Regions from separate parts of the Homo sapiens genome. Here region 1 is linked to region 2. A link is a contact called in ENCODE Hi-C or POLR2A ChIA-PET data. All regions are on one chromosome and are shown on one strand. Each heading gives the region's core, a stretch centred on a gene start or an enhancer-like site at or near the end of the contact. The rest is flanking DNA. Distances are from core to core; before and after follow the strand shown.

Region 1 (2,700 bases), core at 145-2,644, 310 kb after region 2:
AGTTCATATGGAACTAAAAAAGAGCCCACATTGCCATGACAATCCTAAGCCAAAAGAACAAAGCTGGAGGCATCATGCTACCTGACTTCAAACTATACTACAAGGCTACAGTAACCAAAACAACATGGTACTGGTACCAAAACAGAGATATAGACCAACGGAACAGAACAGAGCCCTCAGAAATAATACCACACATCTACAACCATCTGATCTTTGACAAACCTGACAAAAACAAGAAATGGGGAAAGGATTCCCTATTTAATAAATGGTGCTGGGAAAACTGGCTAGCCATATGTAGAAAGCTGAAACTGGATCCCTTCCTTACACCTCATACAAAAATTAATTCAAGATGGATTAAAGACTTAAATGTTAGACCTATAACCATAAAAACCCTAGAAGAAAACCTAGGCAATACCATTCAGGACATAGGCATGGGCAAGGACTTCATGTCTAAAACACCAAAAGCAATGGCAACAAAAGCCAAAATTGACAAATGGGATCTAATTAAACTAAAGAGCTTCTGCACAGCAAAAGAAACTACCATCAGAGTGAACAGGCAACCTAGAGAATGGGAGAAAATGTTTGCAATCTACTCATCTGACAAAGGGCTAATATCCAGAATCTACAATGAACTCAAACAAATTTACAAGAAAAAAACAAACAACCCCATCAGCAAGTGGGCGAAGGATATGAACAGACACTTCTCAAAAGAAGTCATTTATGCAGCCAACAGACACATGAAAAAATGCTCATCATCACTGGCCATCAGAGAAATGCAAATCAAAACCACAATGAGATACCATCTCACACCAGTTAGAATGGGGATCATTAAAAAGTCAGTGTCGTCTCTTTAAAAGTTCTTCAGGCTCAGTGACAGCAGGGGCCTTTGTTTCACCCCACCCCTCCTTCCCTAGTATATAGCTCAATGACAATCAGGCTTCAAAGACCCCTTTCCCTGGGAGTCAGCTCATCTAATTATATGTGAGTTTCCTTCATTTAACCTCAGCCAATCAATTTCTAATTTGCAAAATGAGTAGATGGGACTAGTTCGTTTCCACATTCCTTTCCAATACCATCTTTCTAATAAATCCTGGCTGAACTGAGTTGACTTTGCCCCACTGGATTGCGAATTCCTCAATAACTTAGAGCATCTCTGTATAGTTATCCAACCCAATCGCCTAACAGGATCAGCTACACACAGTAAGTTTTCAACGAAGGTTTATTAACCTCAGCAGGAACAACAAACACTTCTGGGTAAAATTACATATAGGATCCATTATGAGAGAAGACTATGTGAATCAATGAGTAAGTCCAATTTACATCAGCGAGTCCCACGCCTAACCCACTTCTGTTTGTATAAACTTGCTGTGAGACTTCAACTGCTTTAAAACAATCTCCTTATGGCTCAGTGAATGAGTCAGGATTTCTGGGGACCTGATGCACAAAATCACGATCAAAGCTGGTTGGTGAGTCACATCCTTCATGAATGATCACTCCTGGGCAGGAACATATACAGTCTCCCCCCGATCCCCACCCACTGTTGCTCAGTATCTCCTCTACCTGGTCAGAGCCAAGGGTCACAGAGACATTGGCTGGAGACAAGAGTAGAGATCACAAGAGGACTGAACCAGAAGCCGGCTCCATGGGACATTCTTTCTATTGCTTCGTCTTGGGTAGGAAAGGTCAGTCACACTGGATATCCTGGTGCAGGTACTTTTTGTTCCCCTCCTGTATCAGTCCATTTTCACATTGCTGTAAAGAACTTCCTGAGACAAAACTTCCTGAGACTGGGTAATGTATAAAGGAGAGAGGTTTAATTGACTTACAGTTCCACATAGCTGGGGAGGCCTCAGGAAACTTACAATCATGGAGAAACTTGAAGGGGAAGCAGGCACCTTCTTTTTTTTTTTTTTGACGGAGTCTCGCTCTGTCGCCCAGGCTGGAGTGCGGTGGCGCGATCTCGGCTCACTCCAAGCTCCGCCTCCCGGGTTCCCGCCATTCTCCTGCCTCAACCTTCCGAGTAGCTGGGACTACAGGCGCACACCGCCACGCCCAGCTAATTTTTTGTATTTTTAGTAGAGATGGGATTTCACCGTGTTAGCCAGGGTGGTCTCGATCTCCTGACCTCGTGATCCGCCCACCCCGGCCTCCCTAAGTGCTGGGATCACAAGCGTGAGCCACCGCTCCCGGCCGCAGGCACCTTCTTTACAAGACGGCCGGACAGAGAGAGTGGGAAGGAGGAACTGCCAAACACTTATAAACCGTCAGATCTCCTGAGAATTCCCTCACCATCACGGGAACAGCATGGGGGAAGCTGCCCCAGTGATCCAATCGCCTCCCTCCAGGTCCCTCCCTCGACACGTGGGAATTACAGTTTGAGATGAGATTTGGGTGGAGACACAGAGCCAAACCATACCACCTCCACTATTTGTGAAGATTGGTTATGATGAGGCTTCTGCCATGGAAATGTTAACATTTGACTCCAGTGTTGCTGACGTTTTGAAATAAAGTTTTTGCAAGCGGTGCAACACATCATTTTCCTTATACACCTGCTGGCATCATTACATTCCCTGGTCAGGAACCAGGAGGTTCACATGACCTACAGTACTGGATCTTTAACCATCTAACTACCTAATTCCTTAGTCCTTTCTGTCCAGGACTCCCAGTTGCATATTCTCTGTGGAAATTACATTCTCATTC
Region 2 (2,700 bases), core at 187-2,686:
GAGGGAGTGACACCCATTGTTTTTGCCTGCCCAGCAACCATTCCTTTTTATTCTGGAAACATCATCTTATGGCTTTAACACCATCTCCAGGTCTAGGGAGGAATATGTGACTCAAGCCAGGCTGGCCAGGGTTAATCCTGATATTTTTGTTGAGAAGAAAGATCTCTTTCTAATGAGGTTGTTAAGCTCACAAAAGGTAAGACTAGAGCTACTGGGACAATTCCTTGTCATCTTATAGGCAGGCAGAGCTGAAAGATTAAAAAAACAACAAATCTCTAACACTAGCATTTGGGCACCTGGAAACAGCTATGCCTGAAGCCATCAGCTGGATCTTTTTTTTCCCCCTGTAGCTAATTTGAATCCAGTTTCTGTCTTGCAACTAAGAGTCCTCACTGACTAATTTGAGGCTTGCCTGATACCGAGGCTCATGTACCTTAAACCATCCCAGATTGACTCAACAGTATAGAGCCTAAAGAGAAAAAAGGAAAAACAAATAAAGCAAATACTTTCTCTTTCTCATTTCCTTTCATCTTATATAGATATGGTACCTCTGCTAACAATTGCTGGATGAGTGTACAAACATGTCCAAGACAATCCCTTCACATTACTACTTGTTAATGATCTCATTACCTGCATAAACATCATGATTCTTTGTGTCAGTATCATAGTTGTCCGTATCAAACCTGTGTCAATTCCATGAAAATATATCAAGCTCCATTTCTGGTGCCCCTTTGAGAAAACTAGAGTTGGTGAGACATAAGTAAGAATATACATTTTTCTTTTTCTTTTTTTTTTTTTTGAGATGGAGTTTCCCTTTTGTCACCCACGCTGGAGTATAGTGGCACAATCTCGGCTCACTGCAACCTCTGCCTCCTGGGTTCAAGCGATTCTCCTGCTTCAGCCTCCTGAGTATCTGGGATTACAGGCCTGTGCCACCACACCTGGCTAATTTTGTATTTTTAGCAGAGACAGGGTTTCACCATGTTGGCCAGGCTGGTCTCGAACTCTTGACCTCAAGTGACCCACCCACTTTGGCCTCCCAAAGTGCTGGGATTACAGGCGTGAGGCACTGTGCCCGCCCGAGAATCTGTGTTTTTCACTCATAGTTTGGGATTGTTCTTGCAGCTGAATACCTCTGAAATAATAATCAATGAATATTTCATTCAATAAATATTTACTATCCTCTTCCGTGTGCCAGTCTCCTAAGTTGTCTTAGGATAATAATTATTATCCTAAATCATCCCATTACTTCTTAGATATTTAGCATTCCAACAAACAGAAAACGAGCTCTCTCCTCTCCCTTCCCAAGGGTTTATGTCTTTCATCTCCTCCTTGGCTATCCAGGTTTCGACCTCGGAGTTGGCTTTAGCTGCTGGAGCCTTCCTGAACCCATCTGTTGGGATATTGAGTCACTGAGTCATAAAGAGGAATGTTTCTCACTAAACATCACACCAGAACAGATAGACTTCCAGCTGAGCCAGCTGGTGACCTGGCCGCCCCTGAGTGGAGAAAATGGGAGACGTGGGAGTTGGAAGGCACACCACGCAGACGGTCACCTCATGGTGACGTCACCTGCCAAACCGGTGACTCACCTCCCAATTCTCCCCTCTACCAGCCATATCTTGCTCACTTGGAATACCTGAGGGGAATACCAGCCTCCTGTGTTTAGTGAAAACACACGCTCGTGAGCTATTTTTTAAAGGCATGATGTTTTCTTGCTTTCAAGTGCAGGCCTGGGTTAAGACTGCTTCTGCTTTAATAAGTACCCAGGAGTCTGCTTTTAAAGAAAGACTTGGATAAGCATGGGGATTGCTATGTGGGTTACCTTTTTTTTCTTAAAATTTTTCATTGTAGTAAAATATGCATAACACATAATTTACCATTTTAACTTTTTTTTTTTTGGAGACAGAATTTCCTCTGTTACTGAAGCTAGAGTGCAGTGGTGTGATCACCGTTCATCGCAGCCTCACCCTCTAGGGCTCAATCAATCCTCCCACCTCAGCCTCCCACGAAGCTGGGACTACAGGCATGTGCCCCGACACCCAGCTAATTTTTTTTATTTTTTGGAGAGATGGGGTTTCACTATGCTGCTCAGGCTGGTCTCAAACTCCTGGGCTCAAGCGATCCACCCATGTCAGCCTCCCAAAATCCTGGGACTACAGGCGTGAGCCACCTTTTAACCATTTTTAAGTGCACAATTCAGAGGCATTAAGTACATTCACAACGTTGTGCAACCATCACTACCCATTCCTAGAGCTTGTTCAGCATCCCTTCAATTCATCACCAATTAAATTGTTCATTGAATTCTAATCAAACGAGAACTCCCCACTCCTCTCTCCCTCCAGCCCCCGGTACCTCTACTCTACTTCTGTATGTATAAATTTGTCTAGTCTAGGTGTTCCATATAAGTGGAATCATACAATACCGTCCTTTTGTGTCTGACTTATTTTACTTGGCATCATGTCTTCAACATTCATCATATTGTAGCACTTACCAGAATTTCATTCCTTTTTAAGGCTGAATAATATTTCATTGTATGTACATACTAGATTTAGTTTATCCATTCATTTATTGTTTTCACATCTCAGCTATTGTGGGTAGTTTACTTTCGAGTCCCTAAAGATCATTTGTTCTCTTTACTAGTTAGAAATTCTTCTTTAGAAAGATTCTCAGAGTTCACCTGTAGACTGGGACTAAGAT

What was found. A loop is a pair of places that touch in the nucleus more often than their neighbours do. ChIA-PET counts read pairs that join two places held with the same protein, here RNA polymerase II (POLR2A). Pooled maps may share reads with other maps.
Region 1: a pooled map shows a loop between it and region 2 (2.8-fold over the local background). The contact joins two enhancer-like sites. A Hi-C loop is called at or near these places in 3 of 50 pooled maps. POLR2A ChIA-PET finds 5 or more read pairs at or near these places in 2 of 52 experiments (Caco-2 and activated T-cell).

Annotation. Positions count from the first base shown.
Region 1 is chr3:5,329,162-5,331,861 of GRCh38, forward strand. It overlaps the pseudogene LOC124906205. Among named protein-coding and RNA genes, the nearest start is that of MIR4790, 80 kb to the left of the region's middle. RefSeq lists an enhancer at 1,015-2,214. Within about 2 kb of position 1,395, at least 2 of the 41 ENCODE cell types and tissues checked have a DNase peak (open chromatin) inside an H3K27ac peak, as active enhancers do.
Region 2 is chr3:5,021,960-5,024,659 of GRCh38, forward strand. No RefSeq gene overlaps it. Among named protein-coding and RNA genes, the nearest start is that of BHLHE40-AS1, 43 kb to the left of the region's middle. RefSeq lists a cis regulatory region at 1-68 and enhancers at 761-1,960, 1,408-1,777. Within about 2 kb of position 1,437, at least 18 of the 41 ENCODE cell types and tissues checked have a DNase peak (open chromatin) inside an H3K27ac peak, as active enhancers do.